2 separate regions of the Mus musculus genome follow, and region 1 is linked to region 2. Evidence: chromatin loops called from intact Hi-C (ENCODE). Cell type or tissue: heart. All regions are shown on one strand.

Region 1 (5,000 bases), 450 kb after region 2:
AGTTGTAACACAAAATTTAAATACATCCCAAGGTTCCTCTTGTTAAAGAGTTCTATCCTGTAAGTAAACCATTGTTGGTAACCTTTGGCCTTTCAACCGACCAGGAAGGCTGAGGTTGTTAATATTTTGGATGTGTGAGATAATCTGGCTCAGCTGTTGCTGGTGGCCTGTTCCTCACCCTCATCTGCAGCACTCTGCTAATGATGTGTCAAGATGGCTTGTCACCTTACCCTGGGGAGGAGGAGCAGCCGGTCACTTCATTCTCAGAAACAGGGGAGGTTTTTCTTAATGGGCATTTGAAGACTTGGAGTCATCTAAAAAAAGGTGTGAAATTATAAAAATCCTTTTTTAGCTCTAAACAAAAATAGGCCCACGTATGGGTGTGTGTAGACTAGATGGATGTATTGGTGTCTCTTGATGGGAGAATGTAATTAGTGCCATGTGTGGCTCTGGGCTAGAGTGAGCCATTACTACCCCCCTTTTCAGAGCTCGCAGATGGACAAAATTATGTTTCCTTAATAATGAGGCTCTTAAGTGCCAGCTGCTATCCAGCATTGCAGCCCTCCACGCTAACAAAGCCCTCATTAAATGGTTTGCTTGGGATAATTTGCCTGTTTCTTTCCGTGCTGGCAACTGACAACCTGGTTCCTCCTCTTTTCCCTGAACACCTTTAATCACTCAGAGAAGTCTGTGTCATGTGATGGGATGGTAATTTTTTTTAATCCTACATGTCTTCATATTATTATTTTTATGCCCTCTTTCAAAAGTTTTTAAATGAGGTTGGTCTCTAACATCCTGTGCTATCATTCATTCAGTGGTAAAATAATAATTGCTAATTTTCTTCTTCAGAGAACCAGCGCTTTATCAGGAATAACATTATGCAAATGACTATGCAAATGTCAACCAGTGGAGTCTCTGGGAAAACAGTTCAGAGAAAAACCTTCAGAACATATCCAAAGTTGGCTGAAAAAAAAAAAAAGAGAGAAAAAACCCAGCATTTTGAACTATAAGGTCAGCATGGTAGCAAAGGGAATTTATGACTAATAAGAATTTTACAAGAAAGTTTTATATTGTTAACAATACAAAAAAAGGCAGGGCATATATGGGATATTTTTGTAGGTCAGTTTATTTATGGTGCTACGGGTTGACCTTCACATTTGTCAGATCCCTTTGGGCTGAGTTTCTTCAATGGTGTCTAAAATTTCAAGGTGCTTAACACCTCACCTTTTTGGCTTTAGGAATTCTACCCTTATGTGCTTCACTTTCGATATATTTTATGGTCATTAAGATTTGGGTCTTCTTCACGTTACTGGAAAAAAGTTCACTGAGAGATGAAAAGTACTAGATTTGTACAAAACTTTTGTGCCACTGGTAAAAACAAAACAAAGCAAAACTGTCTGTAAACAGTCTGCTACCCACAAGAATGCCCTTTGAAACACCTGGGAAGGAAGGCTTGCTGTCAGTCAGCCACACGCCTTGGCGAGTTCAGACATGGGTTCCTTGACATGTGAGTGATACACGAATCTACTAAATGACCAAAAAAGGCAAAATTGAAATTCAGTAGATTTTAGGTAGTACATGTGAGATTTTAGCCCAGGGAACCTTGGAGTCCAGAACCCCAGATTGCATTTTCAGCAGACATGGTATATTAAAGCACTAAATGTTAGAAGGGGTTACTTTATTACCATCCTGTTGACCTCCTGGGTCCCACCCACAACCCAGGAAGGAGACAAGGAAGAGCTATCAGATAAGAGGGCTGAGTACTCCCTCCTAGGGCTAGGTACTCCAGGGGCACACAGCCACCAAGGTCTCTTTAACCCAAAGACAAGGTTTCTATGGACCAAAGGATGATCCCTGCTGCTACTATCTCTGTCCTTCAGCCTCTTCGCCTGTGAAGTGGATATGAAAGTGGAGTTGTTACAAGCATTTCAACAGGCTGCTCAGAGAGGGAAATGGAATGTGCTGGTTGAGGTTAGCTTCTAGACATCTTGTTCTAGTACCTGCGTTTATTGCTGCATGAAAGTGGAATTTTAATCTGTCTACACAAGTTTCTTCATGCATTTCAGTTTTTTGTTTGTTTGTTTTGTTTTGTTTTGTTTTGAGACAGGGTTTCTTGAGTAGCTGAGACTGTCCTGGAACTTGCTCTGTACACCAGGCTAGCCTGGAACTCAGAAAGCTCTGCCTACCATACCCCTGTCCCTAACCCTGCCCCTGCCTCCTCCTCTTCCTCCTCTAAGACCTTTTTTTATTTTATTTTATAATTTTAAGATTTATTTAATTTATTTTATGGATATGAGTACACTGTAGCTAGAGATGGTTTTGAGCCTTCATGTGGTTGTTGGGTGGTTGTTGGGAATTGAATTTTTTTAGGACCTCTGCTTGCTCCAGTCAACGCTGCTCCCTCTGGCCCAAAGCTTTATTTATTATTACAATTAAGTACACTGTAGCTGTTCAGACACACCAGAAGAGGGCGTCAGATCTCATTACCGGTGGTTGGTGGGATTTTGAACTCAGGACCTTCGGTAGAGCAGTCAGTGCTCTTACGTGCTGAGCTATCTCAAGCAGCCCCTGCTCCTGCCTTCTGAGTATTAGTGTTAAAGGCTGGGCTACCTCGGGGCTCTTCATGTAACTTGTGCTAAAGTATTGACCCCCTAAATAGCCAGGAAATGGGTTAGGTATGAAATGCATCTAGGGCATTTTGTATGTAGCACATAATACGTACAACCAATGCATGCTACCTACCATCACTATTTCAAGCCTAAAGCAGTTGGTGCCTGTGGGACTTAATAAGTGATAGCTATTATTAGCAACCAGTGTCATTCCTAGTTCTAGACAGGCCAAAGCTCTATTGCCAAAGCCCACTTGCACAATCCTGGCAGGGCCTTCCCCTAGGCCTTGTTCCTAGTCCATCTTAGTAGTGCCACTGAGGTTATTTGAGGTAACAACTGCTTAGGAGATTGACTGTGTGGTGTTCATGCACATGTCATTGAGCAGAGAAGTATCAGAATGTCTTATGAGGTGTGTGGGTGGTGGGGTAAGCCTTGAGAACAACGCAGCTGTGTCAACATTGAAGCCAGGGGAGCACGGAAGGTAAATGGCACATATGAAAGGAAACGATTTTGCAGATCCAAAAAGTATATTCACTTGATCAAAAGCCTAACGCAGTCCCTGAGGGAACCCGGAATTCCATCCGGTTGGCCTCTTGTGTTGAGCTATCCCATAATTATCAGAGCAGTCACGGGCTCTCTTCCCAGGCTTGTGATGATTGTAATCTTTCATCCTCTAGTGGATACTATTCTTTAATCTCTTCCTCTCAAAATTCAGAAATATGGAGTCTGAGTTTAGTGAATTACTTTTTTCCTTGCTCTATACTCTTTGTAGGAAAATAAGAACTATGGGAGAACGGTTGGTCTTTTCCTCCTGCTTTACATCGCAGAGAATCATGTGAAAACTGGAGTGGGGCCAGTAAGGTGTTCATGGATGATTGGACAGGAGGCTGGGGTAAAGCGTCAGGGTGGAGAGACAAGACACTAGCAATCTTGCCTGCGAGCTGCTGATTGACATACAGCTGAGAACTCTCTGGTGCAAACGCTGCAAGATTGGATGCTTGGCTCTACCTCCTTGCTTTTGCAGAAGTGAGATGACAGGGTAATAGCTACGTTATTTGTGTCTATTATACTTAGGGCTCTCATGGATGTCAGGGATAACATTACTGGCTATTTGAAGTCTTGAGGAAAACAGAAGTAAGAAGAAAACAGGAGGTTCACACAGTCCTTGTAGTAGGTAGAAGCAGACTGGCTGCAGGCTCCTACTGCCTAGCAATTGAGATAATGGGCCTTAGGGTGTGACTGAGGACTATTTGCCTCAAGCTGGGGTAATGGGCCTTAGGGTGTGGAAGAGATCTATTTGCACCAAGGAGGGCTCTTTTTACTAAACCAGACTGCTTGTCACGAAGTAGGTAACAAGAAGCAAACGTAAAAATGCCCAGCAATACCAAATAAGCATTGGAATGAGTAAAACACTTTGAAAAAAAAGACAAGTAGGTTCACTCTTTGCATGTAAATACTCCAAAAACAGTTACTCTTCGGAAGGGGCTAAAACTTAGAGGATGTCATTTCTAAGGTTCCATATAACTTTGTACTTTAGTTTAGCAAGTATTTACATATGCCCTACTGTGTGCTTAACATGGTGCTATGCGTTGGATGCAAGGCCCTGAATAAGGACACAGAGGCTGGATCCAAGCTTTCTACATTCTAATGGAGGAAGGGGAAAAACCAAACAGCTCTGTAAATGCTGCACCTATCGTGCAAGGGACACAGCATCCAACTGTCTCACTTAGTAGGCTATTCGCTAGGAGCTACGGAGAATCTGCTAATATGATCAGCTATTAAAAGAAGCTTAATGTTTCAACAAAGAAACTTCTCAAATCAGGCACAGCTAGGGTGTGTATCAGAGACGTGAGATGCCAGCTGGGGGTTACATTTGAGAACTGGGATGGGACTTAGTGGAGATTAACAAACCATCAGGCTTAGCCTGAGGTACGTGGGGAAGTGTCAACTGATGGACTGAGCAGGAGGAATGCAGCAGGAGGGGCTGAGGGACAAAAGCCCCAGCCTAAAAATGAGTGCATGCTAGTTCACCATTTGTGTTCGTATTGTTGTGTTTTATGTGCATGTATACTCACTGATTTCTGGTTGTGAACCTGGCTATGGTATGATGTCTATTTGACAATAGCAATCATTGTAGCATCTACTTGTAATCCCAGTACATGGTTGTCACTGGGGGACCTGGGCTATTTAGGGAGATGATGATGATGATGGTGATGGTGGTTGTGATGGTGGTGGTGATGACTTTCTGGAGAGATGGCTCAGGGGGTAAAGGCATTTGTTACCAAGTCTGGTGACCTCAGTGCAGTCCCTCCATTCCACATAGTGGAAGGAGAAAAGTGACTACGGCAATTTTCCTCTGACCTGTCCTATTTGTCACCATGGGTCCAGTCT
Region 2 (5,000 bases):
TTAGGGAGCACCATGGATGGTCGGCACTGGGCATTCGGGCAGAGGGAGAACAGAAGCTCCTCCAGGGAGGAAGCAGAGTGAGGCCAAGGCGCTGTGGGATAACATGCTGCTGGAGATGGTAAGAGCGGCCCAAGGACGGCAACCAGACATCACACAACAAAATCATGTAATTAGGTATAGCTAGATTTAAGTGGAAAAATGGACTAGAAATCATGTAGGCAATATGCAGCCACCAGCTATTTTGATCTAGCACATTGAAATCTTAAGGAAACTACATTCCTGTGGATAATTTGCTAAAGATCCTAAGAACACTATGCTAATCTATACTATTTCTGGTAACATGCTAACATAATTTTTGCGTTAGTTGCTCATTAACATTTTACAAATGTTTACTACTGTATTTATGAACTCAAGACAAAAAAAAACCTATATTAAGTAGAATTTTAAATTGTTGGAAAGGGCAGTTGTATTTGACCACCCACTGTTGAGCCAACAGGTGCACAGAAACAGGTGAAGCTAGCCAACATCACATAAACCAGACGGCAGCCACAGCTTCTGTGCAGAACAAGCGTGGGTACCATAACTGCAAATGCATACAGACTCAGCTGGAGTTAGGTGTACTAGCTTGTCAAAACCCAGCTACGGCTAAGAAATATAGGCAAAGCTTATGAAGCACAGGTGATGTCTGCAAAACCAAGAAACCGAAGCGGCCATAATGTGCAGAATCAAGTCATTGCTCGTGTTTTTAAACTTCTAGCACATTTCCTGTGCTTAGCCCATCGTGTTCTAGTTGGTTAACATTACCATAAAGGCTTCACAGCATATTCAGAGGAAGTGACTTGAGAACACCTAGAAACCAGAGGGTGAACAGAGGGGCCTCAGAGAAGCACCCGTCTGGCCCACAATGTGACTCTGCTGCCTCCTAGCTGTGCGGTGGAGCCATTGACCTCTGATGTCCTCAAATCAATAGAACACTGTTGGGCCCAGGAACATTGTGAAAAATGAAAGTAAAACAACACTTAGCCCTGTGCCTGGCAATACAACATAGGCATCCCATAAAGTGTGACAGCATCGTAATTATTAATAGTAGTAACATAACTGCTTTAAAACTCTCGAGTGCCAAAACCAGAGGAAACCCCGTCTCCCGGCTCTCACCTGTGAGCTTCTCTGCCAGCATGTTGAGCTGCTCTGAATTAAGGCCACGACCGACATAGGATGAAAATTGCCAGCTCATCACTTCCAGGAGTTGGCCCAAAGTGACAGATGGAGGGTTATTAAAGAAAACCAAGTTCTGAAATAGAGGTATGGTGATTATATATCATAACCTAACAGGGAACACTACATTCGCTATATCGCATTCCCGATTTAGATTCTGGGTCAAGTGATGTTAATAATAAATTGTTCATAAAGTTCATCTCCCCATTAGAGTACTTTTGCTCCTTGAATATAATACAACTTGGGGATCCATCTTTCCTGAGAAAATCACTTGACATCTCCTAACTTTCTCTAAACTACCAAACAACAATCATCTCATGACTAACAATGGCTGGTCACATAAACTCCCTTGAAATGATATTAATTGTAAGCATGCTAATTGGCTCACCATGAAAGAGGGCTCTGCATTCAACAAGGATCACAAGACAGGAAGAAGAGAAGTAAAAGTATTTCTAGGGACACCATTGTCTCCTTGAGAAAGGTGGCTGGGAAATGGCTAGTGAGGACAGGGTCTAGTTAAGGTGTAAGAGCTCAGAGTTTGGAGGAAGGTAGAGTTAATAAGTCAAAGTTACTCGTTTAGCTTGGTTTTGTAAGGAGACTAAGAGTCCAGTCTCTAGATCTTCAAGAGGGAACCCAGTTGCTCTGGGAGGGTGAGCATGGTGGCATGTGGTGGCCTTAGCGGGTTCCTAGAAGAATGTTGCTAAGAGATAACAGTGTGGTGCTGTGCTAGGACAGAAGACCCTACTAAGTCTTTCCCGCCACACTCTAAAGTTGAATGTACAGACATGTAGCTCTTAAAGAGAAGTGGCATTTAATGCCAGGAACCACCTCTGGCCTTAAAGTGAATTATCTAGTGGATTCTCCAGCATGAGGGGAATGTCACGACTAGGGAGCCCTCCTGGTTGCAGTTGATGTGTCTTCGATGCCAGGACATCTGGGGATAGGAATGAACAGGGCTGTGCCTTTGTCTGTGTGATTTCCTTTTAAGGAATATTGCATTAAAGGGGAAAGGCACTGAAGGTTGACCTATTTAGGGATCACTTCTTCTTATGCAGTCACCTAATGGAAAGAATTCTTCTGGTAGAAACTGATTTGAGCAAGGAAGAAAAGTTATTCACATTTAAGCTGTTTCTTCTGGAACTGAGTACTTGGCAAAATAACACACAGTTCCTCAGTTTTGTTTTCTCTGTCTTAAGAACAGAGCAAGATGGAGCAGAGACTTTTTTTTTCTTTTAAATCTGAGTCCTTCCCTGGTTTTCATACAAAAACATCTATTAGCCATTGGTATAACTTTTAAGTCCACTTTTGATAAAGTGCCTCAAGTAACCACCAGATGGCACTAACACCCAGCCTAAACCTAGACAGGCTCAAGTCTATAAATTTGAAGGCAAAATTTGTGCTGTCAGAACTCAGGCGCAAAGATTAATGGACACTTATTTGGGAGCAAATGCTGTGCTTCTGTAGAAGAGACTGAGGAAAAGTGTGCCCAGAAGAAGTGAAGGTAGCCAGGTAGGAAGTTAGACTTAGAAAGTTATGAAGCAAGGTGTTTCCCGCAGTCTAGTCAGCACAGCAGAGGACAGCCTTAGAACTCATGGTGAGGCAGTCTTGGGCTGGTCACTGTCCTTGGCTAGAACTCAGATTGCCTTATCACCATCATTGCTGCTATTAATTTTGAGACAGGCTCTTGTTAGGTAGCCCAGGCTTGACTCAGACTTGTTTCAAATCACAAGCTTCCTACCTTAGACTTGCAAGTGCGTGGGTTCTAGAGGTGTGCCATCATGCTCAGCTCAAACACCCCCTGTTACACATAACCTAACAGGACTCACACAACTAGACATATCCACATGCCCGTTGCTTGTTGAAAGACAAAGTTAAGTGCCATGCGATATGCAGAGACAGGAACAGGAACTTTACCTGGGAGTCGTTAGTTGATACATTGTACCAAATGATGGATGCCCATGCATTAGGTAGTTGGCTGACATTAGAAATCATCACGACAGGTAATGAGCTGGTCTAGTTAAAAAAAAAGTTATTACAGGTAGTCCAAACATGCACCGCTGCTTCTCTTCACCTTCGCATCCAAAGGTCATCAGCTGACCACCCTTTCCAATCCTGCTACCCAGGTGCCATTCATAGACCTTTCTGTACACACATACAGGCTGAGTACAGTAGTACAGTAAGAAAAGGAACAAGAACCCTTTCAGGGCACCTGATGCTAGCAATCAGGCAGTTTCCTCCATAGCTTCCTCAACACTGAAAAACACATTTCTCCGTATGTCACACATTGCCTCAAATACAACCAAAGTGGCTTTTGCCACTTATCGACTTATAAGTTATGCTAAAGAACTTTATCTAGAATCTGGAGAGGTGGCTCAGTGGTTAAGGCCACTTACTGTTCTTCCAGAGGTTTTGAGTTCAATTCCCAGCTGCCATATGGTGGTTCACAACCATGTGTAATGGGATCTGATGCCCTCTTTTAATGTGTTTGAACACAGCAACAGTGTACTCATATACATAAGATAAATAAATCTTGATCTAAATTTGCTTTGGGAATGAACCACTCTAATTAAATTATGACCTAGTGCCTGATTAAAGTCCACACTGGAAGTAGGGTTTTACTGTGAAAGCTGGAGAGGTGAGCTGTCAGAGTTGGAGTTGTCTGGTCTCTTTCTGCAGAACATTCAGTACTGTCAGTGTTGCAGTTTTCTATCGTATGAAGTAAACAGCCTTTCACAGACTAGCCTGGGAGGCCGTAGCCAAAAATCTCCTGGAGGCATAAGATCCCCAAGGACAGACCCAGGAACTGAAGGACTGTGCAGCTTATGGAAGAAGAGGTTTAGGGGAAAGAAGTGGAGGTTTTTACGTACTTTTGAATGCTGTATAAAAAGGGAAAGGTGGAGTCTAACACAATACACTCTTGAGTAGAATCTTACTCAGGTTGCCTGAAGTGGAGCTTGTTAATGGATGCACTGATTTGTTCCTGCAGCATTTACTGGGCCTTTAGCATGAGCTAGGAATTGTGAACAGATAACCATGCACAAGCAATGCCCGGGCTTGTAACCAATGTATTCAGTTCAACCCCACAGCTTGTTTATTCTTAGAGTTCAGTGGTGTTATTGGAAGGTGGTCAAAACAACACACTGCCAACACTCTCACCACCATCCTTTGTTCATCTCATCAGAGAAACCCTCCAGGAGATTTTTAGATATGACTTAAATTTTAGAAAATATATCACTACATGATACAGTTCAAGGATAGATATTTCTCTTTATGCTTTCTGTTGAATATTCCTGATTCAGTAAATAAAAATGTAGACAACCAATCAACATATGTTGAATTCACAAGAGTCATGGAGTCTTTATCATTCTTCTATTTAACCAGAATGGTATCTAACTACTTAGTACACATGATGTGTTGTTTTTCTAAATAATATGTGAAGAATAGACAGAAATCCAGAAGGACTGGGCTTTTGCTAGCAATGCTGACATATTGCTGTAAATATTACTAGCAGATATTTCTAGAGAAACCCACCTCTAGGTTAATGGTGAGGCCATAGAGGCAGATCTGGGTCTCAAAGGTTATGGAATGCAACTCCTCTGTCACCATGTGGCAGCCCTGTGGGGAGACAGGTGGATCAGTTTCTAACAAAGGCAGCTTTTCTATCTGAGACCTGGAAGTTAACAAAGTGGATGACCCCAAAGTTTCACAGTATTTAAAAATAAGGCAAAGAATGACTTTCAGTTTCCAAAACATGAGTTCTTGCTTTTAAAATTCTGGCATACTTC

The links. Hi-C counts contacts between places; a loop is a spot of excess contacts. Peaks named below come from ENCODE experiments on the same cell type or tissue, not always from the same donor. Only the 100,000 strongest peaks of a DNase experiment are listed, where the experiment ranks them.
Region 1: a loop joins it to region 2, with 3 times the contacts of the local background. A loop is called at or near these places in 31 of 42 quality-filtered maps.

The regions. Positions count from the first base shown.
Region 1 is chr1:51,646,029-51,651,028 of GRCm38, reverse strand. No RefSeq gene overlaps it. Among named protein-coding and RNA genes, the nearest start is that of Gm31636, 26 kb to the right of the region's middle. In heart, no CTCF peak of the experiment used is centred here; a DNase peak (open chromatin) is centred at 2,878.
Region 2 is chr1:52,096,615-52,101,614 of GRCm38, reverse strand. Stat4 (signal transducer and activator of transcription 4) reads right to left here. Exons shown (of 24, transcript NM_011487.5): 15 at 4,747-4,830; 16 at 3,130-3,228; 17 at 1,156-1,291. Among named protein-coding and RNA genes, the nearest start is that of Gm31812, 15 kb to the left of the region's middle. In heart, CTCF peaks have their summits at 923 and 2,546 (motif pointing right); no DNase peak of the experiment used is centred here; H3K27me3 peaks cover 130 bases.